6 separate regions of the Homo sapiens genome follow, and all the other regions are linked to region 4. The links are chromatin loops, found by intact Hi-C in ENCODE. Cell type or tissue: A673. All regions are shown on one strand. Region 1 overlaps NDUFAF2 (NADH:ubiquinone oxidoreductase complex assembly factor 2). Region 2 overlaps DEPDC1B (DEP domain containing 1B). Region 3 holds the start of SMIM15 (small integral membrane protein 15). Region 4 has its middle 200 kb from the start of LINC03123. Region 5 overlaps LINC03122 (long intergenic non-protein coding RNA 3122). Region 6 overlaps NDUFAF2 (NADH:ubiquinone oxidoreductase complex assembly factor 2).

Evidence for each region. Hi-C counts contacts between places; a loop is a spot of excess contacts. Peaks named below come from ENCODE experiments on the same cell type or tissue, not always from the same donor. Only the 100,000 strongest peaks of a DNase experiment are listed, where the experiment ranks them.
Region 1: it touches region 4 in a loop (10-fold over the local background); 23 of 110 quality-filtered maps call a loop at or near these places.
Region 2: a loop joins it to region 4, with 4 times the contacts of the local background. A loop is called at or near these places in 34 of 110 quality-filtered maps.
Region 3: it touches region 4 in a loop (5-fold over the local background); 11 of 110 quality-filtered maps call a loop at or near these places.
Region 5: a loop joins it to region 4, with 18 times the contacts of the local background. A loop is called at or near these places in 2 of 110 quality-filtered maps.
Region 6: a loop joins it to region 4, with 10 times the contacts of the local background. A loop is called at or near these places in 35 of 110 quality-filtered maps.

What each region holds. Positions count from the first base shown.
Region 1 is chr5:61,053,663-61,057,662 of GRCh38, reverse strand. The region is part of intron 1 of NDUFAF2 (NADH:ubiquinone oxidoreductase complex assembly factor 2); the gene reads right to left. Among named protein-coding and RNA genes, the nearest start is that of SMIM15-AS1, 110 kb to the left of the region's middle. In A673, a CTCF peak has its summit at 2,064; a DNase peak (open chromatin) is centred at 2,022.
Region 2 is chr5:60,675,754-60,679,753 of GRCh38, reverse strand. All of the region lies in intron 2 of DEPDC1B (DEP domain containing 1B), which reads left to right. Among named protein-coding and RNA genes, the nearest start is that of DEPDC1B, 22 kb to the left of the region's middle. In A673, CTCF peaks have their summits at 1,654 and 1,854 (motif pointing left); a DNase peak (open chromatin) is centred at 1,813.
Region 3 is chr5:61,160,479-61,164,478 of GRCh38, reverse strand. It overlaps SMIM15 (small integral membrane protein 15), which reads left to right and starts at 2,011. Exons shown (of 3, transcript NM_001048249.4): 1 at 2,011-2,262; 2 at 3,252-3,391. SMIM15-AS1 (SMIM15 antisense RNA 1) reads right to left here and starts at 2,163. Exons shown (of 4, transcript NR_109908.1): 1 at 1,953-2,163. RefSeq lists enhancers at 1,323-1,382, 1,423-1,522, 2,053-2,312, 2,383-2,462, 1,948-2,844 and a silencer at 1,763-1,872. In A673, no CTCF peak of the experiment used is centred here; a DNase peak (open chromatin) is centred at 1,968; H3K4me3 peaks cover 3,538 bases; H3K27ac peaks cover 2,010 bases.
Region 4 is chr5:61,931,893-61,935,892 of GRCh38, reverse strand. No RefSeq gene overlaps it. Among named protein-coding and RNA genes, the nearest start is that of LINC03123, 200 kb to the right of the region's middle. In A673, a CTCF peak has its summit at 1,675 (motif pointing right); a DNase peak (open chromatin) is centred at 1,692; H3K27ac peaks cover 892 bases.
Region 5 is chr5:61,682,006-61,686,005 of GRCh38, reverse strand. The region is part of intron 1 of LINC03122 (long intergenic non-protein coding RNA 3122); the gene reads right to left. The region is part of intron 5 of LINC03152 (long intergenic non-protein coding RNA 3152); the gene reads left to right. Among named protein-coding and RNA genes, the nearest start is that of LINC03152, 14 kb to the left of the region's middle. In A673, no CTCF peak of the experiment used is centred here; DNase peaks (open chromatin) are centred at 1,905, 2,535 and 3,185; H3K27ac peaks cover 3,850 bases.
Region 6 is chr5:60,954,659-60,958,658 of GRCh38, reverse strand. All of the region lies in intron 1 of NDUFAF2 (NADH:ubiquinone oxidoreductase complex assembly factor 2), which reads right to left. Among named protein-coding and RNA genes, the nearest start is that of NDUFAF2, 11 kb to the right of the region's middle. In A673, no CTCF peak of the experiment used is centred here; no DNase peak of the experiment used is centred here.

The sequences.
Region 1 (4,000 bases), 880 kb after region 4:
TTCAAGCAGAGCCTCTCTGGTTAAGGGAGGGGTTCAGAGTACCACCCACCTTTTCTCCCCTCCCCTTACATGTAGTTACCTCCTCACACTCCTAGGATTCTAAAGAGTCCTGTGAAAATCATTGATTCAGACCAAGTACTGTACTTCTGAGATTCCCCAGTCCATCTGTGAATACATATATTCATTTACTAAACAAAATCAAGATCTTGCCAATGGGCAGAAAGACCACCATACATTTACTTCTTTCCCTATACTATTCTTCATTTAGTTAGTCAAGCAATCTTTCACAAACTACTGAGTAACTGGTTGTAAGACAATGTAGCATTTTCCCTACAATCCTGTTTTCCAAGAACATGTAAAGCCTACTTCAGCTGTGAATCTATGATTTAAAGCTAGAACTTGATTTAAGGCTTGCTTCCAGTGTTCAGAAAGGATGAGTTCAGTGAGAAGTCATTTTCTCATGTTGGAATAAGAAGTGCTTAGGAAAAGACAAAGAAGTCTGAACAACAAGAGGGAAAAACAACTCTCCAATTCACTTGTCATCAAGCAAGCAGGCCTTCACTGGAGAGGCATTTTTAATACTTTGACTCCCCAGAACTGCAGGCTGCTGTGAAGGGAAAGATTTAGGTAGTCTGAGGCCAATTACCAGCAGTAAAAGGAAAGACAGGATAGAAAATTCCATCAAAAGTTTTTATATAGCACCATATAAATATATATATATATATATATATATATATATATATTTTTTTTTTTTTTTTTTTTTTTTTTTTTTTGGAGACAGAGTGTCGTTCTGTTGCCCAGGCTGGAGTGCAATGGCGTGATCTCAGCTCACCGCAACCTCGGCCTCCTTGGTTCAAGCGATTCTCATGCCTCAGCCTCCTGAGTAGCTGGGGATTACAGGCACGCGCCACCATGCCCAGCTAATGTTTGTATTTTTAGTAGAGACGGGGTTTCACCATGTTGGCCAGGCTGGTTTTGAACTGCCAACCTCAGGTGATCCTCTTGCTTTGGCATCCCAAAGTGCTGGGATTACAGGTGTGGGCCACCGTGCCCAGCCATAGCATCATATGATTTTAGTCATTCGTTTAAACTCTTCCTATGACAAACTTTACCCTGGCTAATAACTAACAAAATTGGATGACATGAATTTTATCTTTGTTCTCTATTTTAGTTCGCTGTTAGAAAGATATGCTAATAAGCTGTGATTGCACCAAAAGGCAGGCTGTAGGAGCATGAAAAAGAAAAGTTGATTCCATTTTGCTTGTGAAGGCTGCAAAAAGACCATTAATCTTGCAATTTTTACCTACTTATTCATTATTTCTCAATGATGCTCAAAAAGATAAACACTACAGTCACTAATAGTAAGATATGCCACATGGTATTACTTTAAGATGGGGGTCTCCAAAAACAGAGTGCATATAAAAATGGAGCCTGCCTCTCTACTCAAGGATGTACTGATAGCCCATGCCTGGATATTTACCTACAAAAGAATAAAATAATTGGAGTTGAACAATTCTTTATTCTTAGTAGCAAATGACAAAGCTCAACATTTTTTCCCTATTTCTTGCTACTTTCTTATAAGCTTCCAGGTTCTGAAGATCATGTAATTTAGGCTAATTTAGCAACGTGTCAATAATATTATGTTAATTTGGCTTATTAATGTTATCTGACTCATTTAGATGAGCAGAATTATATTTATTGAGCATTATGTATATGATATTAATAGACACTTTATTTTTATTTTCTTAATTCTCACAACAATCTTCACTTTTATAATTGAGGAAACTAAAGCTCAAAGAAAATTGAATGGATAAGGAAAGGTGTGTCTTGAATTATGTTTAATTTTTACATGGAAATTTAAGAAAATGTACTAGCATAATCACCTCCTATACTACAAAAACAGTGTCCACATATAGTCAGGTTCATGCTGCCTCCCTTTTTTATTTCTGCCTCCTTTTCACAACCCATTTTACAACCACTTGGCATATACTTTCCACATCTTCCCCCTTTGCTTTGTGCTGCAGAACAACCTAACTATTCTGTGACAATAGCACCACTTATTGGCTGGCAAAGGTATTGGAAAAATCTGAAATCAGTATCTGCTTTCTTACCTTTAGAAAGATAATGCATAATTTGGGCTTTTTATTCTGCCTTTTTTATTTCAGCTCACTCACACCCACCTGAAAAAGTGTTTTTCTCATATACACATACAACTCCTTTTTTATCTTTCATATCTCCTTTCAAAAACCTGTAGAGTTACTTTACCACTTGATTTCACTGCTAATCAATGTTTGCTAATATGAAGCAATGAAGATGAATTGTGAATTAAAAGCAATTTGTGAATTATTCTGGAAACAGAACTACAATTTACAACACAATTTCTATTTTAAAATGTGTTGAATTTCAACAAGCTACATACATGGAATTTTTAGGATTCAACTGATTTGTAAGTTGGGAAACTTGCCATATTATTAAAACATATAAAAGTATAAAGTCTTCTGTAGTGGCATACATGGTAAATAAAGGAATAGAATGCTAAAACAAAGCAATACTATATATATTTTCCTCTTCTTAAGAGTTAATATACATCTCCTTGTCTTGTGAAATTTAAATCTTACACTACATATAATGAAACACTCAAATATTTGTTGATAACAATAAGGTCCATTCCTACTTTGCAGTGACCCCTTAAAGTTATACTAATGACACATGAGAGAACAGCTCTCATTATTTTAACTTTATCTCAGCGATGGAAACTAACAGGATTACATCTATAACTCTAACCACTCAATGAGCTCCAGTCATAAACTTTTGTTTAAAGCAATGCTCTCTACTTGTATGTCTTTATACTTCTGCTACACAGAGTTCTGTATCTTCCTGTAATACTGAGCTTAGCATCTAGTCCCTGAAATTGTCTGATCTTTATGAGTAAGGCCTATAAGTTCCTACCTGTGGGAATTTTGCATTGAAGCAGAGGAACATGTAAGATATCCCAAGTCAGTCTGTCAATATGAAGTCACTTTTGTTGCTGGTACCAATTAAGTAGCAAGGGGGTTTTGTTCCTTGGATTTTGCCCTGTATCTCAGTTCTAGAAATCGTTACTGAATGCTACTGAGATTTGGTCTAATGGTGACGTCAACTGCCCAGGTGTAGACCATTTTCCTCACTGTTAGCTACTCCTGTCTCACAAATCACCTGCCCAGGACTATTCTATTGGCTCCCTAGGACTTGGAAACCTATGGTCTGGCCTGCTTGATCAGTGTTTATGACACCCACCTCTCCCAGGCCTGAACTGCATTTCCTTTCAAATCTCTCAAATATTTTGATAGGACTATTACTTTACTCATTTCCTAATTCAAAAACTACAGTTGTTTTTACAATGTGAATATATTTAAAAATATTGAACTGTACACTTCAAACTGCTTAAGATGTTATATTTTTATTTTATTTTTGTTTTTTCTAGAGACATAGTCTCACTCTGTCACCCAGGAATGAGTACAGTGGTGTGATCATGACTCACTACAGCCTTGAACTCCTGGGCTCTAAAAATCCTCCCACCTCAGCCTCTGGAGTAGCTAGGACTACAGGCACATGCCAACGTGCCCAGCTAAGTTTTAAATTTTTTGTAGAGATGGGGTCTCGTGATGTTGCCCAGACTGGTCTTGATCCTGGCCTCAAGTGATCCTACCACCTCATATGTTTTATTTTTTACCAAAATTAAAATTTTTAATTGTTTTTTAAAGTTCAGTTGTTTTTTCTACTATTTCCCTCCCTGACAATGCAAACTTTCAACAAAATATATTTTATTTCAATATTTCCCTTTATATCCACACCAAGACCTTCATCCAGGTCCCTCTCATTTCATGTCTATATTAATTTTAAAAACCTAACCATATTGTATTCTGATGTCTATTCTTTATTGTTTCTTTAGGAAACTACTCCATTCCATATGATCCTACTTTGTCCATGGGGTTGTGTGGGACTATCACCCTTCTACTTA
Region 2 (4,000 bases), 1.3 Mb after region 4:
TCTCTGGCATGGAGCCTATACATGGCTCCTGACTTGCTCTCATCACTGGTGCTAGCTCTGGTGGGTGGTTGAACTGGGAAGGTTTTCATGGCTTACAGGTAGAAATTCACAGCTCAGATGGTGGGGATTGAGATCTAACATGTAGGGACCATTTTCTTTTTATTTCCTGCCTGTCTCATTCCTTTTTTTCTTTCCTTCTCTTTTTTCTTTTTTGTTTCTACCTCTGTGTGTGTCATTCTCATGTTTCAACTTCTCTTTTTCTTCCTCTTTCTTTCTATTCCTTTTCTCTCATACTTTCTTGCTTTTCTGGCCTATTTTCAAAATACTGATTTTAATTTGAAACTAAAGTTTGTTATGTAGCTATCGCCAGATTTATTGAATAATGTTACTTTCACAGTTCTTAATGTAAAAAGCAGAGGAATCATACTACCCAGTTTTATGGCTTAGTATAGAAAGCCATAGAAGTTAATACTATGGTGTTGGTGAAGTGAAAGACATATAGATCAGTGGTACAGAATAGAGAGTCCAGAAACAGATACATATAAATATGCCAATAGATTTTTTTACAAAGATGTAAATTCTATTTAATGGGAAAAGATGAGTATTTTCAGCAAATTATGTTGGAATAATTGGGCATCCATCCATGCATGTGCCAAAATAAAAAAAGAACCTCAACATAAACCTTATACTTCATACAAATATTAGTTCAAAGTGGATCATAGATTTAAATATAAAACTACAGAACTTTTAGAAAAACAGGAGAAAAATCTTTGTTTTGGTATTAGGCAAAGAGTTTTTAGACATGACACTAAAAGCACCAAACATAAAGGAAAAATATGATAAACTGGATTTCATCAAAATGAACAATTTTTGCTCTGTGAAAGACATTGGATGAGAGGATGAGAGGACAAGCTACAGATGGGGAAAATATTTGCAAACCACATATGTGACAGTGGAGTGCTATCAAGAATATGTAAAGAGCTCATCAACTCAACAGTAAGTAAACAAGCAATCCAATTGAAAAATGAGCAAAAGACTTGAAAAGACATATCACCAAAAGTATGCAGTTAGCAGATGGGCATTTGAAAAGATGTTTGATGTAGTATACATTAGGGTGATGCAAATTAAAGCCCTAGGGAGATACAACTATGTATCTATTAGTATGTTTAAAATAAAAATACTAATGATATCTAGTGCTAGTGAGGATGCAGTCACTGGAAATCTTATACATTGCTGTTGGACACCTAGATTGTTAGTCACTTTGGAAAAGTTAGTTTCTTTTAAAGTTAATAAGTACATTGACTATATGATTCAGCATTCCTACTCCTGGGTATTTATCCTAGAGAGACAAAAACAATGTTTACACAAAAACTCGTTAAGTGAATATTTATAGATTGCCAGTAACTGGAAATAACCTAAACATTCTTCCATGGGTGAATGGATAACTATTGTACATCCATACAATGTAGCACCGCTGGGTGGCAGAAGGGTGCGACTGTAAAGGGAGAGCAGGAAGGAGCGTTTTCGGGAGTAATGGAATAGTTCTGTTTCTTGATTTTGGTGGTAGATACACAAGTGTATACATGTGTTAAACTTGATAGGGCTATACACCAAAAAAAAAAATTTTATTTTACCATATGCTAATAACTTTCTTAAGCTAGAGATTTGCAAAACCTGTATTTGTACCTCCAGTGAAAGAAACTCAAATTTAAGTTGTTTGAGGGAGGTGGCCCTTAAGTCATTTTCTGTGGCCCTGGGAAAAATTCTTTCATCACTACCCAATAGGTCTTTTGGACCCGTTTTAGATACCTCACCTTTAAATTAATGGACTACTTCCTCCCTCTAGTGGACATCTTTTGTTTTTCTAGGAAAGCACAAAACTTGTTAGTGTGATTTTATTTTTCTTTTGTTTTTACTCATTTCATCGTCATGGGTTGTTGTCCTGTGATTAGTTGGATAAGTTCTTAGCCTTACTGGGCATTGGTTTTCTCAAATATAAACTGACAGGGCAACAAAGTGATACCCTGTCTTTACAAAAAGTTAAAAGTTTAGTTAGGTGAAGTGGTGGCATGTACCATAGACCAAGCTACTCCAGAGGCTGAGTGGGGCAGATAGCTTGAGTCCCAGAGTTCAAGGGTGCAGTGAGCCATGATCATGCCACTGTACTTCAGCCTGGGTGACAGAGAGAGACCTTGTCTCATAAAAAAAAGAAAAAATAAAAAAGAAAAAAATGACAGGGAGGACTAGATCTTTAAGATCCTTTTTAGTTCTAAACTTTTATGTTTCCAGGTATGGAGTACCTATCACATGTTTTCCAATCCGTGGCAGTGAAGGATCTAAAAAGGAAATATAATGTGATTCTTTATCTGCCTGACTTTATAATCTCTTTTGAGAGAGAGAGAGAGAGAGAGAGAGAGAGAGAGAGAGTGTGTGTGTGTGTGTGTGTGTGTGTGTGTGTCTGTATGAAAAAGATTCTGCTACTTAGCAGAATCAAGACAGTATTTAATTAATTACCTAAAATAACCCATAACAAATAATCAGTTACACTGGCAGTCATTGGGTTGACATATCTATTTTGTTTGACCAGTATTGTGGTTTAGTCATCAAGTTTTTTCTATCTCCTTTTTATTTTTAAATTTTGTATATTTTGTGAAGATAATACATTTATGTGGTTCGAAATTTACAAAGTGCAAAAGGGCATATGCAATGAAAAGCCTTCCTCACATATCCCTCCCCCAGCCACTCAGTTCTCTTTCTCATAGACACTTAACATTATTAACTTCTAGCACAGTGTCTTAATACATTATGAACCGGAAAGTCTTTAGATGGGGCAAACTCACTCCAGTGGCCACATTCCCCACCATTTCCCTATAATATTATACCAGACTGTATCATGATTATGTTATCTGCCTGGCCATTGTAGGAATTGTGTCTGTGATCCAGTTGGTGTGGACTGGAGTGTTTGGAACCTTATGGAACGGGAGGGGGATGGGGAGGAGAAGGAGAAGGGGAAGGAGACGGAGGAGGAGCAGGACTTCAGCCTGGGTCGGCTAAACAGTGCAGGATCTGGATAAAAAGAAGGGATGGGAAGGAAAAGGAAAGATGGCAAGATCAAGGCTGTCAGTCAAAAACACACAAATAAGCTTCCTGGGAGAAAAGGGAGGAGGATGACCCGGCTGGAACAGAAATCTTAGGTCAGGAAATCATGAGGGATACATTTGGTGGAATTTCTTACATTTCTGACTATGGAGTAGGGTTTTATTTCAAAAGGAGAAGTTATTAAAGCGAGGCATAGTGCCATGCGCCTGTAGTCTTAGCTACTTAGGAGGCTGAAGCCAGAGGATTCCTTAAGCTCAGGATTTTTTTTTTTCATTATTATACTTTAAGTTCTAGAGTACATGTGTACAACGTGCAGGTTTGTTACATATGTATACATGTGCCGTGTTGGTGTGCTACAGGATTTTTAAGGCCAGCCTGGGGAACATAGTGAGACCCTGTCTCTTAAAGAAGAAAAAAAAAAAAAAGGCCGGGCACAGTGGCTGACGCCTGTAGTCGCAGCACTTTGGGTGGCTGAGGTGGGCAGATCACGAGGTCAGGAGATCGAGACCATCCTGGCTAACACAGTGAAATCCCGTCTTTACTAAAAATACAAAAAAATTGTAGCTGGGCGTGGTGGCAGGTGCCTGTAGTCCCAGCTACTCGGGAGGCTGAGGCAGGAGAATGGCATGAACCCAGGAAGCAGAGCTTGCAGTGAGCCGAGATTGTGCCAGTGCATTCCAGGCCTGGGCAACAGAGCAAGACTCCCTCTCAAAACAAAAAACAAAAAAACAAAAAACAAAAAAAAAAAAAAGAAAAAAGAAACAGAGAAGGCAGCTACTGTTAGTGTTTTGAGCAGTGATGGAGTCTTTGTTCTAGAACAGAGTTAATTGAATAATAGGGACAGAATAGATTGTAAGGCAGAGAAGCTGGTGAGGCGTTTAAGGTAACTGGTGAAAGCGAT
Region 3 (4,000 bases), 770 kb after region 4:
CCTTTAGTTAAGGCAATGCAGACTGCAGTAAGGAGCTCCACTGTGGCAACCCCTATGCTGTTCCTGGTCTTGCAGACTGTCCTGTAACTTGAAGCTAGATGAGCAAACTTAGATTGTAAAGGCATGGTCTAGATCAGCAGTCTCCAACCTTAATGGCATCCAGGACTGGTTTCGTGGAAAACAATTTTTCCATGGACGGGGATGGGGGATGCTTTCAGGATGAAGCTGTTCCACCTCAGATCATCAGGCATTAGATTATCATAAGGAGCGCACAACCTAGATCCCTCGCACATGCAGTTCACATTACGGTTCGCACCATGAGAATCTAATGATGCTGCTGATCTGACAGGAGGCGGAACTTAGACGGAAATGCTCACTCACCCATCGCTCACCTCCTGCTGTGCGGCCCCGTTCCTAACAGGCTGCAAACCAGGTACCAGTCCGTCGTTGGGGACCCCTGGTCTAGATTACAGCTAAAGAACTACAAAGGCTTTCTCTTTATATGCCCTTCCTTCCTGCCCAAGACTTCTGGGCTTTTAACTAGGGATGCAGCACTGCAAGTATCCGGAGGCAGTAACTGGGAAAACCACCTATCATGATTAAAATAAAACACGCATTGGCCTCTGGAACGAAGGATGTTAAAATAATACATTCTGCCCACATCTTGGATTCAAGACTTGGGGAAGTTTTAGAAAAATCAGTTATCTCAAGTAAGTATTCAGTGCACACAATCCAGTGACTGAGTCTACTTTTTCTGGCTACTAAGGTACAGGCTAGGCCTAAGCAGCATAGGCTTTGAAACTATCATCCAGGTTTTCAAATAAAAAGGAGTAAGAAAACAACTGCTGGTAATACAACATTACAAACATTAACATATGCCCAACGAACAGTATCGTAGATCGTTAGATTATCTGCCAAAAGCCTGTTCCCTGGTAAATAACAGTTATTGTTGTTTTACCTAAACTAGTTAAACATGTCGCAGCTTGCTCCTGAAAGAGAACATTCTATAGTCTTTGGAGAATCAGTGAAGAGGTCTTGCAACATTTGTCAGAGGTAGTCAAACAGTGCAAGCAATCACAAAATTTGGTCACCAACCAAACCAGATTAGCTAATCTTTCAGTTCCTGTAGATTAGAAGACAATATTAACTCACCCTTTCTGCATGTTGACTTTTGCATCCCTTTATTTGTGTATTGAAAGAACAAGCACCTCTATGGGAACTCTATGCCCTGACAGTTTAATTACTTATCAAGTTTACTCTGGGCCGGTATTGATCATTCTTTCGTGAAACGAATTAGATACTTAAATTAAAAACAAACAACAAAACCCCCCTTTTCACATAGCATGGCGGCATGTCCCTTGGTAACAAGGTTGAGTGGATCCACCAAGGCCCAGTAGCTTGCCTCCTTTTCGTAAGGATGTAACTATTGTCCAACCAGAAGAGAGAGGCATGGAGTGGGATGTGCACCAGGATGAACTCGCCGGAATCGTCAAGAGTCGTTGTGTGACCCTCACCTTGACTTCGGGCGTTTTGTGGGGACCCAACTGCTTTCTTGCCGCTGCTCTTTGGTCTGAGTTTCCCTCAGCCAAACACTTCACCCACCCATGACCCTCCAACTGTCCCGCTACAGCAGGGGATGGGGGTTGTCTTCCGATCGACCTCGGGGGGCAAAGGCAAAAGTCCCTAGCTGCTTCGGAACCGCTCCTCGAGTCCTGAAGCCGCTCCACGCCTCCTCGCCCACCACTTGGTCCCCGCAGGACGTGGCAGTCTCGGGCTCCAGCCTGGAAAGGAGCCCGCCCGGGTGCCGTCACCCGCCCCGCGCGGCCTCACCTGCCGCTCCCCGGAAATCTCAGCGCTGCCCTGCCCCCGCCCCCACCCTCCCGCGTCCTCCAACTCGAGGTCCCAAGACCCACACAGCAATGGCGCAGCCGGAAACTGGGCCCTAGACTTACTCACGCCCGGCTGGCGGCTCGGGTCGCCTGTGGGCGGGACGCAAAGGCCGCGACTTCCGCCTTCCTGCTTCCGGTCTGGCGGTGAGTGGGGAGTGGGATCCGATCCCGTGGGGCTATGTAGGGGAAGTTGGTGGCTGCAGCTGCCGTGGTTTTCTCCTGGTGTCCAGCAGAAACGGCGGCGGCGCAAGGTGTGGCTGGGCCAACCCAGGATCTCCCAGGACCCTCCGCTCTGCGCGACAAGGGGCCCGCGCTTGCCAAGGCCGACGGGCAGGAGTGAACGTGGCCTCCGTGGGTCTGCAGCCCCGATAGGGTAAGGAGGGAAGAGTGAGCAAGGGAGAAACGTAAGGAATAAGGGAAAGACAAAGGAGGAAGTGCGGACGGCCGTCAAGTGCTACCCGTTGCAGCCGCAGGGGCCACGCGGGTCTGGTTGGGAGATCGAGCCTGGTCGATCCGTTTTGGGCGGAAGAGTAGGATTTATTCCTGAAAGTGTGGAGGCGCGAGCGTTTGGGTCCGAAGTTGAGTTGCAGGGAGATGTGTGGCCTGTGGACCATGGCTCTTTTACTGCAAAGTTCTTTTGCTTATTTCTGAAACTTACATTGTTTATTCGCTACTGGGCTGGAGAAGGTGAAGGCAGATCGATCTCAGTAGTACCTAATTCTAACTGTATGGGTGAGGTCGTATGAAGTCCAGGAGCTAAGATATTTAACGTATTAGGCACTTTCATGTGTGTTCAGTTGAAAATCGTGGGGAAGATATAATTAAAACTAGTCACAGTTTTCTTGGGGTAATGGGACTGTGGGTGAATTACTATAATTTGTTTGGTTATGTCTTCTAATTTTTTAAGTAAAGGACACAAATTGTATGATGGACCCAAAAAAACCTTTATAAAGAGTAAGATGAGCTGTTTGATTTTGTAGTGGTGTACCTAATCCAGTAAATAAATGAGTGGCAACATTTTTAGTATAAAAATTGAAAATCTAGGAACGGATACGCTGTGTAAGTCAGTCAGTGAGCCAACTTGTCTCCCGTATGTCAATGAACTAAAAAAATTTTATTATTGAAATAAGTAACTTAGTAAAATACTTGATTTCCAGTAATTAGGATTTTCTTACAGGGCATTTGCAATTGTAAATTCAAATGAGGAAGAAACGTATTAAGTTACTATACCGGATAGGCAATTTTAGATGTCATATAGGTTGCATATATACAATATAGAAATTTTCCATTTAAAATTTTATTACAATTATCCTGAAATTGTGACTTAAATTTTGTTTTATTTTTTGTATTCTTTCCAACTAGCCAATTGTACAGAATTTAAACCGTCTCTCAGATGTGTACAGTAGAACTCAAGAAGACAGACTACCAAGGGTCATCTGAAGTCGTGATTGGGTCACTAATAACACCAGGACAAAGTTAAGGGATCACTACTCAAGCATAAGGTAGATGATTTTTTTAAAAAAATTCCAGTTGAAATTGTAAGTGGATGTATATACACTCATTCCCTACCCAGGTATTCTAATTCTCCACTTTGAATAGCGGTTGACACAAACATGAAAGGGAGAAAAGCCTCTGGGGCAAAATAGAAAACGTCACTCAAGTCACATAATCCTCATTTGCCAGTTGCCTTTTCCTTACACTCAAAAAGGAACAAAACACATGGCATCTGTTAAGGCTACTTTCTCATTTATTAAATTAGGCTTATTCCAACAGAGGTCCTCAAAGCTGAAAGGGCATAAAATAGCACAGTACTTTTTGCTTCTTTGGCATATTAATGCGATGTCATGACTCCCTTACCCTCTCCTTCCCATTCGGGGAAATAGTCATCTCTCCTTCTCTGCGAGCATTTCACATGCTCTGTTGCTTGTCCTTTTCAAACACCAAATTTGCTGATTTGTATTTTTGTTAATTAGTAATACTAAGGATATGTCAAAAAATGACAAACTGTATTCAGCTGTTTCCTGGAATGACCACAGAAAACTCAAGATTTTTATAAAAGCCTCCTCCTAAATAAAGTTTGTCTTGAATATAGGAGGCATGTGAGAATGCAT
Region 4 (4,000 bases):
TGGAATAATCCAGAAAAACCACAATTTCTCCATTACAAGGCTTCAAAGTCCAAAAGAGTCAGCCCTACTGTTAGTGACACCAGAACTGGGCAACTCAGAATCTCTGTTACCAGAGCACAAATGGGTGTGTCATTCCACATATCACTGAAGATTCCACATCCTCTCCCGGAATGCAGCAGGAGGGGACACAAATGTAGTTACACTATTCTCTTAATCTTTTCACCAAACTCTTAGATTATATTTGTTGAAGACATCAAGTTTGGAGATATTTCCTTAATGTAAAAAATGTGAAAGTAACTGACTCTTTTTCTATTATGTCCTCTTACTGTAGGCCAAAGATTTGTATTCATTTAGAAAAGGAAGACTGGAAAATGGGCCTCAATTTTCATGTCTGTAAAATGGGGATATTAACCTAGTTAATAGTCTTCATGTTTCCTTCAATTCTGATTATTTCAAATAGTGTATTAAAATAAAATAAAATTAAATAGCAAATGGAAAATGGCAGCTATAGCCCCAGTGGGTATGGTCTACCCAGGTCTGTCAAGATTAGAACCACATGGATTTAAATTATTTGGGAAGGAAACAGGCTGCTGATCGGAGCAGTGGATTTGCTTGATGGAACCTTTAAAAAAAAGGTGAAAAAGTGACAAACCAAAATGTCTAAATCTAGTCTGACAGGTTCAGATAATTTAAAGCTAAACCATGTTACAGGTCACTGTCCAGCTGTGCTGGGAAAGCCAATGGGAAAAGAATCAACCTATTTGTAGCGATCTGTAATTTCTGTTCAGATTCTTGTTTCCTTTCCAGAATGTTCCCCCAGTGAGAGCTCTGACCCCTTTAGAAACAACCTGGTGAGTGAGTGAAGCAGTTCTCAGTTCTTTTGATTGGTCCAGCTCCGTGTTTTGTTACAAGCATTGCACAGCTACTATCTGAAAAGGAATCTACCTCTTTATGGGAACATACAGCTGCTGCTGTTACCATACGATCCATTTTCCTTTAAAAAACCCTGTTTGCTCTACAGTTTATAGAAACTGACATTTGAAGAGATAGTGTCAGCTTGACCCTTCAGTTGTCTGAAAAGAGGAGAATCAAACCTGTCTTCTCTGTTTTTTCTTTCTCCCTCTTTTATTTCCTAACTTCCTTCCTCTTTACTTACTTTTCATCAACTTATATGGCCCAGCAGTCCTGGAATTCTTGGTAAAGAGAAATTCAGTCCCTTAAAAAAAGCATTGTAAAGGAGAAATTGGACGAGTAGAGAATTTTAAAATTGTTTACCAAGTGGAAGTAAAATGAAGTTGATTGCTATACTCTGGCTGGCCCAGTCCCCATAAGGTGACAAAGCCTAGAGACTAAACACAAAGATCTGGGATGTTTAGACATGTTTAGTAAGTTGTTCTTGGCATTGATTCAATGCAAGAAGGTACATGGATGTTTGCTAGTTGGAGAATCTCTAAAACTTGCGCTGTCACCAAGACACCATAGGCAAGACATCCAAGCTTTGACACCAACTCTCCTCCAACCCAGCTCATTTCAAATGCATGCATTGCACCTTACCAAGTCCCAAAGGCTCTGGGTACCAAATAAACCAATGCCATAACAAGGATGGTCAGCTTGGAACCAAACCCTGGGAGACAAGTGGAGCCCTGCACACTTGTGACCGATATAATGAGCCACTGGATGGCACTGTGGGTCCATGCAAATGTGTATGGAAGGCCATTTATCTTTCTTCTAAAAAGGCCGTTTAGCCTTGACAGGTAATTTGGCACATTTTGTGTTGAAATGTGCCAAATGATTTGGCAAATATTTCACTTACCTCTGAAAATAGGCACACCTGCTGTTCTGGCCTTCAGGGAGATGGAGGAGGGTGGCTTTTCCCCCCAACTCCCTTGTTGCTTCTAATTTCAGAAGTGAAAACAAGATTTGGTCAAAGATACATAGGCCAACTCCATTTTAAATGTAGTATTGTGTTTTAAAGAAACAGAAAAATTTGTCAGGGTTGGTTTCTTATGAAACCAATCTCTTCAGTCTAAAGGGAACATCTTTTCATCTCATCAATGCTATTTGCCCAGCCGGTGGCTGGCTTATCTGGCTCATGACCAGATGGAATGGGATTTGGTTGGAGAGCTATGTCCTCTACTGATCCTCCAACCATGAACATCTAGGAAAATTTGTTTCCAAACTTTTCTGTTCTAAAGAATTATCTGCCCAATATGTAGTATGTTTAGTAACAAGAAAGCAAAGCAATGTGAGAATGTCTCATACCAAACATCTGAGCTGCCTTTTGGCCATCTTGAAACCACTGCTTTGCCATACATGGTGGTGACAATTGTACACAGGCATTCCCATTCCTATGGTAGAACCTAGAGGACAGGCTGAGGCATCCCTAAGACAGCCTGCATGTCAGGCCAAGTTCCTGGTGTACTAGCTTTAACTGTACCTCCCGTATTATTTTCTACTCCGAAAAGCATACTGGAATGAAAATGAATAAAAATGGTGTTATTATTGATATAACTTTGAATCTAATCTAATTTTTTTAATGATGAAACATTTGCAAATCTAATTACTGTAGCTAACATGACTAAACAATGACTTGGGACCACTTCCCAAGTGGCCAAAGCACATATTGAGAACAGGGTGGGAATAGGCGGGTTAGAAAGGAGAGATTCAGAATTCTTCTTAAGTACTGTCTTGTCACTTACTGACTAGTAAAAGGCATATCTCACTGTGTCAAATCCACTCCTCTTTTGAAATATATCAAGGGAGAATGGTATTATGGCATGATTCTTGATTTGAATTCTGAGATTTGGCTTCTAGTTCCAGGTCTACCAATATGAGTTATGTGACATTAGGTGAGTCATTAATCCTTCAGCCTGTTTTCCTACCTAAGCCCAAGGAAGGCAATTCAGATGATCTCCTATGGCTACAAAATATTGAAATGTTCTTTAGTTTAGGCAGCCTCAACAAATGTAATATAATCCTAGTATATGCTAAGGTGATATATAGCAATAGCAAAATAGGTATATTTGTTCAAATAAAATCTAAACTACTTAACAGTTTTCCTGAACACAATAACTACCAGTGTAATAAGGAAAAGAAACTCTTGTGGTACTAAGATATTTTATGAAAAATAATGAATATATGTCTAATGATGTGTATTTGCATTTTGTACTTAGCTTAAGAGTTTCAGGGAAGATAGTTCACAAATGTTGTTTTGTTCTGTAGATGACTTTTTTTTTTTCTTTTGCCTGTTCTTCTGTATCATGGAACTATAGTTTCCTTCCAGGTGAAGATCATCATGGAGGCTGAAGGAGACCTTGATAAGAGGGGTTTCTGTGGATTGTTGGGCAAAAGCCAAACTGGAGCAGGATGGCAAGAATGGACAATGAGGAAGGGTTGGCAGCAAGTATTGACCACTGTTATGAGGCATTGGTTATAAAAGGGGCAAAGAAAAAGGTTACAGCTGGTATGTGGAATCTAGGGGAGGATTTTTTTTTTTTTTTAACAAAAGAGGACATTCTCAGACTCACCACACACAGGAGGAAACTGTGGAAACACTTATTCAGAAACATACCTGAAGTTCTGACCAAAAGAGAGATGTGATTGTAAATCCTGACTCAATGGCTTTTTTTCCTGCAAAGTTAGCAAGCCTTCATTTAGTAGAGCATTTCAGAGCTGGCAGATAGTACCATTCAGTCCTCTCATTAAACTGAGGAATCTGAGGCTCAGATAAATGAGATCTGAGATTTGTTCTCAGAGCAGTATTGGGTAAGGATTAAGAAAATGGCTTTGGGGCCAGAAATACCTTGGATTGAGTACCAACTCTTCTACCACTTGTTGGCTATGTGACCTCAGTCTTCTCATCAGTTGAGTGCGGGGATTGTACAGTATTTCACAGATAAGCCTCCTGGGGGGACATTTTCTTATAGGGTTTGTTGTAAAAATAAACTGAGATAAGACAAGTGAAATGCTTAGTGCAATACTGAGTATGTGGCCACAGCAA
Region 5 (4,000 bases), 250 kb after region 4:
CTAGGAATATTCTGGTTCTTTGTTGGTGTGTGACAAACTACCTCAAAACTACGTGGATTAAAACAAAAATTTTATCGTTCTCACAATTTTTGTGTCGCAGTCATTCAGGAAAGGCTCAGCTGGGTGGCCTATCTCTGCTCTACATGGCACTAGGGTCCATTTCCAACATGGCTTCTTCACTCATACGTTTGGTGCTTGGAGTCTGTGGTCTCTTTCTCTCTCTCTCTCCCTATCTCCCCCTTCCTCACTCCCTATTATTTGCCCCTTGTCTAGGGCTTCTCACAATATGGCAACTTCAGGGTAGTAGGATTTCTTACAAGGCAGCAGAGGCTTCCAAGAGATTGTTCCCAGAGACACAGCCAGAAGTTGCAAGGTTTCTTGTGATTTAGCCTTAGAAGACCCAAACATCATGTCTACCACATTCGAATGTTTAAGCAGGTCTTGAAGGCCAGCCTATGTTCAAGGGAATGGGAATTAGACTGTATCTCTCAATGGGAAAAATAGACAAAAGAAAAAGTGTTGCCAACTTTTATCTACCAGAGGGAACAATTAATAAAGCAGATGGTTTAAGTGAGTGGTCAGAGCCACAGCAGGACAATCATCAGAGCGAGAGGTGGAGGATGAGTGCCAAGGACCTTGAAGGTGAAGTTGAGAGATTTGAACACTTAAAGAATAATACCTTCTTCTCCCAGCATAGTCTCTCTTGTGAAACTGCACTCAGCTGAATGGAAGAGAACACATGATCTCCTAGAGTTTCCAGACACTCAACTAGGGCGATGAAGGAGACTGAAATTCCCCATCTGAATCTCTCTAACAGGAGACTTTCTAGACAAAGCATATTTGGTTGTGAAGAATAGAAACTCATTCCAGCCAGTTTAAGAAAAGCAGGGACCAATTCAAAAGCACTGCAGGCAAGCGTAAGAGCATTCCAGGACAAGAGCTAGGGGATCTGGGCCACAGGAATTCTGACAAGTCTGATACTGCAAAACCCAGAGCCAGGGTTACTCTTCTGTTCCTGACAGGAGCCTGAAGTCTCTCATCTCTTTGCCAGCTTTGATCTCTTTCTTGACTTCATGGACAAGCTTTCTCCATTGACTGACTCATCAGAGTACACATGGCCAAAAATGGCTGACCCAGGCCTGGGTGATCTTTGATTCCTCCAGGACCAATATGCCTTTGATTCCAAGCACCCAACAGTATCTGACTCCAGGTTGTGTATCTCTTGACTTGAATTCTGGAGATGAGGCATCTAGTTGGATTAGACCAGTCCATGGATTGGTTCCCCTTGAGAGAAATGTCCACTTTTGGTTCAATCAACAATGGCTGTAGAGCAGGCTTAGGTGTTTAAAGACAAGTAATATGAAAGCATCATTGCCTAGCTCCCCTCTCCATATCAGTGAGAGGGCATAGGTAGGAAGCAATTTGAGAGAAAAGGTGTAGGATAGCTAAATGACAAGAAAGAAGGACCAGGTGGAAAACATGCGTGGGGCTGGGGCTAGGATAAAGACAGAGCAGGCTGGTCTCCAAGCCATTCTTCATTCAAATTCCAAACCCCTTCCCTGATGGAGTCAGACCAATTCCCTGTTGAACTTGTCCTGGCAGCCTTGATGTATGAAGCAGTAAAGTAATAGACAGTAATGGATGGTATCAAAGAAGGTGCCTTCTTATCTGGCTCTCACAGAGGATTTTACAGTGGTATTGGGGGGTATTGGCCCTCTCTTTCTGCATTATTCTCCAGCATACATATCTATGCTCAGGTCATAAGGGAAAGACTGATAGTGTAAGTGCTTTAATAATTTTAATGAAAATTATTAGGTTTTACTTAACATGATTTACTTATAGGCCACCTGCCTGCACATAGCTCCCATGTAGAGATGGCAGAGATCCCTGCAGCAGGGATAACCCCAGGATTAGGAACGGAGGGAGGGAGGGAGGGACGGAGGAAGGAAGGGAGGAAGGAAGGAAGGAAGGAAGGAAGGAAGGAAGGAAGGAAGGAAGGAAGGAAGGAAGGAAGGAAGGAAGGAAAAAATAACATGCACCAGGTAAAGAGGCTGGAAAGCAGGGTACTTCTGGACAGAAAATAATTAGGGTTTTTTTTTTAAGAATCTTATAAAATAAGTATTGCTTAACATAAGAAGTGTAGGAAAAGGAAGAAAATTAAATGAGGGATTTAGATCCATGGAGTGCAAGTGAGCTACAAATTTGGTGAAAGTTTCATTTGTTTTGAAATTTTAAAGAGAATAATTTGTAAAATTTAGAAATAAACATCGATTTGGCATCTTTGAAAAAGAAATTAAGTTTTAAAAAATGAGTAAGAAAACAAATCCAGTTGGAGAAAAGTAGTAATGGCACTGCATACTGTCATAGAAGAATGCAAATCAGTATTTTCCTTTCCCCTAATTAGCAGACATAAATCAGGATAAATTTTAAATTGATGAGAGCTCTTTCAACACAGGAGAAAGACATTGACCTTCTTGTCGTAAAGGTAAGTACGAAGTACATTAAAATCACCATTTTTTCAGTAATCAAGTTTACCTCTATGATAACTTTGGACTATGACACCCCTTCAGAAATGCTGTCTGCTCAAAATTCTCCAAACACAACACTGAATGGAATTCTGCTGTGGTAGAAGAATCATGACCGGGCAGTCAAAATCAATTTGTTCCTGTGATTGACATCAGGGCCTGTGTGTCAGCCAAGCTCTCTCATACCATCTGTGCTCTGATTATGATCAATAGGTTTTTGTGATATGCCCGGGAAATGTGCTGTTTGATTACTTTTACATGGGAGAAAAGACAAAAACGTCTCAACCTGGAGTCTACTGATGTGGATGTAGAAGCTGGTTGATGAATTATTAGAATATAGAGTTTGCACTGATAAACTTTTGAACTTTCATTGAACTTGTAGATTAAGAATAGGCAGTTTTTCCAAGAGGAAAATTCACCAGACAACCAACAATTTTTCTTTCACATATTTAAGCAAGATGTTCGATCTGGTAAGGAAATAATAGTAATTTATGTCTTTGATAATTGAGAAGGATTATAGTTCTACACACAGAAAAAGCAACCATCACCCGAGCTCTGTGAGTCACAAAGCCATTAAAGAAGAAGCTTCCAGCTTAAAAGCAGATGAAATCTCCAGATTTGGAGGGTGATGTTCTTCAAGAGAGACTTAAGAGAGGGGAAAGAAATCCCCATGTACTTGTAAAATTAGGGCCCCCTCTCTGCCTCCCTTCTGAACAAGTAAAATGACACTTCAAAGGTTCAGCTTGATAACCCACACTAAAAGAAAAGCATGCATACACAAAACCATTTCCCTTAGTGCACATAGCTCCCCTGCATATACCACCAGGCCCACACAAGCACAGACCCACACTGACCTTCAGTGGGAGGCAACCCTCCAAATAGTAGCAATGAAGCTGCCTCCTTCAACCTGCAGAGACCCATAATTCTCAAAACGTCATTTGTCTGGTAATCTGTAGGAACAGCCTGGAGCAGATTAAAGGTTAAGAAGGAAGATTGCTGACCAGCTGGAAACATGTGTTTGGTACATCCAACTAACTATAAGAAATTATTTTCCTGATAAAATAGCATCAGCTGAGATCAGGTTTCTGAGAGATGGGTATTATTAATTTTGCTGCTATGACATCGAACAGCTTGCATTAAAAATACACGCTAGATTGTGGCTCTTTGGCTTGATTGGTACAATGCACCAGAGATTTCAAAAAAACGCTGACCACTCCACAGTTCAGTTGGCCTTATTAATGATAAATCCTATCACCTCCCTTTACTTTAATGCTTTGCTTCCCTAGAATTCAATTTGAATCAATCCTATGATTATTTCTAAGCATGCACCTTGCTAGTGCTCAAAAAATGAGAGGACACAATCTTATTACTATTTGTTAGTAGCTGGGGTTTATAGCATCACAGGTGTTATAATGTAAGCCTGGGAAACAGTCAACAAGAATGAGGACCACAGTCTCAAAGAGAAGGCCAGGGAT
Region 6 (4,000 bases), 980 kb after region 4:
AATTCACTGAATAGCTGCTTTTTCAGCATCTACTTTATATCCAGGCACATGCATATAAAGTACATTTAAGTATTCAGAAACATAACAATCACTTCATATTTAAAATGAGGATAATAATCCCTGGTTACATGGTTGTTATAAAAATGTTAAGTAATCAGAGTTAGCACCTAATAAATAATAGTTATCATTACTTTAAGTATCACTAAAAAGATTGGAAGATTATAAGTAGCTGAGAACAAAATGAATGAAAAAAATGTGTTTTCAATTTGTTACAAATTAAATATGAAAACTTCAGATTAAAATAGCCTATGATTCATGTTTACTTCCTTTATCTCCCAAAACCCAATTGAATTTATTAAAGAATATATGAGAGGAGATACAGCTATGCTAGAAAACAAAGGTACCATTAAAAGGTCAGACACTAAGGCCAAAAGTTCTGAAATACATAAAACAGATGTTTTGCTTAGAGCAGTAGTCAATAACTATCTGTCACATGAGAAAATTAACAAATGACACAGGATGAGATGAAAAGCAAACTTAGCAGTGCTGACTGGCCTGTGAATTAGCACAAGTGAACAGACTTGCTTAGAAAGAATCAATATAGTTTTCCAAAAATAGGTTCTGAGAAAACCCCAAAATTGGAGGAGCAAGGCTAAGAGCAAGTGGCAAATGTTAACAGTCAAGTCCAAAAAATTCAAAAATGCCACTAGTGCTACTACAGGGAGTCCTGGTTATCACTAATACAGGTTATACACAAAATACAGGTTTTTCAAAAAACAGCAAAAAGAAAACACCAAAAGAACAAACCCAAACAATAACACATGGTCAGTGTCCCAATGAGCCCCTTCCCTATTTCTCACAGGCAACTACAACTTTCACCTGATACTGACAGTCTTCAGATTCCCACTAGCAGGGGCTGAAAGTGAAGGAACTCTGTATTGAATACAGTTCTACCAAAGTAATTCTACCAGAGCACAATGAGGAGCTACTGGCCTGTAATATTCACTGGGGTCTGTCTGGGTGCAGACAGCTAATTTCAAGTAAATTGAGGGCTATGCTGCAAAAGACATCTAAGGAGGGTAATCAGGAATCAGAAGAACAGCTTTTAAAAAGATAAAGGGAGAATCTATAGAGACATAAACTGTTAAAAAAAAAAAAAGTAAACAGATCAGCCAATAAACAAGAACATTATAACATTATACGATAACCAAGAAAATGTGAATGGCTGGATATCTGATGATATTAAGGGATTTATTTCTATATATGATGATGGTGTTATTGTTACATTTAAAAACAGGAGTGCTTGTGTTTAAAAGATACATACTGAAATGTTTATAGGTAAATTGACAAGATGTTTGTTACCTGCTTCAAAATAAAATAGGAAAGATAACTGGGGGTTAGGAAGAAAATTATATTTAACCACAAGTATAACTGTAAAAAGTAAGCTTCAGGTATGTGGAGGTTTGCTTTCTCATTCTCTCTACTATATTTTAATTCAATAATTAAAAATAAATAAAACAGTGATTCTCAAGTTAGAACAAAAGGTAAAATCCAACTAATATTCTTAAAAAGGAAGCACAAAAGGTATAAAACACCCTTCAGTTATAAGCAAAATTCTATTTCTGATTAGCAAACCTCAATTTTAAATTATCAACTTTAAAATTGGTTAATACCTCTTTTGATCCGGTTTCTCAAAGTTTGGTTAATACCTCTTTTGATCTGGTTTCTCAAAAGTGTTTGAGAACTTCATATTCAAAAGGCAGTATTTTCTTTTTAACTAAAAAAAATAAAATATAAAATTCAGGAGATGATATTATAAATAATGTTTGGCACACTGATAATCCAAATATACGTGTGTCTAAATATACTCACACAGAAATACAGAAAGTATAGAAAATATAGTTTGGCAGTAAATGTTTTCATAAAAACCTCAGCACAAATTTTTCTTGGCTCACAACTTTTATAAACGTATAAGTAACACTTCAAAAAATTGAGATAACATATACAAATCAATGTGATATACCAAATCAACAAAATGAAGGACAAAAACTGTATGACCATCTCAATAGATGCAGGAAACGCATTTAACAAAATTCAGTCCTTTTTAAGATAAAAATTCTTAGTGTCAGGTATAGAAGGGATGCACCTCAACATAATGAAGGCCATATATGACAAATCCACAGTTAATATTATATTCAAGAGTGAAAAACAGACAGCTTTTCCTCTAAGGTTAGGAATGAGACAAGGATGCCTACTCTCACCACTCCTATTCAAAAACAGAAGTTCTAGCAAGAGCAACTAGGCAAGAAAAACAAATAAATGGCATCCAAATTAGAGCGGAAGAAGCCACAGATGATGACCTTACATATAGAAATCCCCAAAGATTCCACACACAAAAAAAGCTGTTCAGACTAATGAATGAATTCAGCAAAGTTGCAGGATACAAAGTCAACATAGAGGCCAGGCATGGTGGCTCATGCCTATAATCCCAACACTTTGGGAGGCCGAGGCAGGTGGATCACTTGAGCCCAGGAGTTTAAAACCAGCCTGGGCAACATGGTGAAATCTCATCTCTACAAAAAATACAAAAATTAGCTGGGCATGGTGGCACATATCTGTAGTCCCAGTACTTAGGAGGATCACTTAGGCCCCAGGGGCAGAGGTTGCAGTGAGCTGAGATCGCGCCAGTGCCCTCCAGCCTGAGTGACAGAGCGAGACTCTATCTCAAAAAAAAAAAAACAAAGTCAACATACAAAAATCTATTGCATGTCTAGGTACTATCAACAAATTATCTGAAAAGGAAATTAAGAAAACAACCTACTTACAATAACATCAATAAAGTAAAATATTTAGCAACAAACTAAGGAAGTGAAAGACTTATTCACTGAAAACTATAAAACATGGATGAAAGAAATGCTTTCAAGCAGACAGGAATAAATGCAATGACATCTGATATGTTCATGGACTGGAAGAATTAATATTGTTAAAGTGCTCATACTACCCAAAGCAATCTACAGATTCAACACAATCTCTAACAAAACTCCAATGACTTTTTTTTTCCAGAAATAGAAACAACAATCCTAAAATTCATATGGAATTACAAGAAGACACTGAGTAGCCAAAACAATTTTAAGCAGGAAGAACAAATCTGGACGCATCACACTGTCTGATTTCAAAATACGTTTAAAAGCTACAGTAATCAAAACAGTATGGTACCAGTATAAAACCAGACATATAAACTATTGGAACAGAAGACAGAACCTAGTAATAAACCCACACATGAGGACAAGTGAGTTTTGACAATTATGCCAAGAACACACAGTGAAGAAAAGATAATCTCTTCAAATAAATGGTATTGGGAAAACTAGATATCCACATGCAGAGGAATGAAATTGGACGCTTATCTCACACTGTATATAAAAATCAACTCAATATGAATTAAAGATTTCAATGTAAGTCCTTAAACTACAAAACTCTTAGAAGAAAACAGGGAAAAAGCTTCTTGACATTGGCTTTGGCAATGATTTCTTGGATATGACACCAAAAGCACAAAACAACAAAAGCAAAAATAGATAAGTCTGATTACGTCAAACCAAAATACTTCTGCAAAGCAAAGGATACAAAGGCAACCTATGGAATAGGACAAATATTTGCAAACCATATCTCATAAATGATTAAAAACCAAAATGTATCAGTGACTTCTATGACTTAATAGCAAAAAACCAAATAAATTGATTTTAAAATGGGCAAAGGAACTAACAGGCATTTCTCCAAAGAAAACATACAAAATAGCCAACAAGTATATGAAAAGGTTCTCAATATCACTAGCCAACAAGGAAATCAAGTTAAAACCACAATAAGCTATCACCTTATACTTGTTAGGATGGCTACTATTTAAAAAAAAAAAAAAGGACAGCAGAGCACGGTGGCTCATGCCTGTAATCCTAGCACTTTGGGAGGCTGAGGCGGGCAGATCACTTGAGGTCATGAGTTCCTTGAT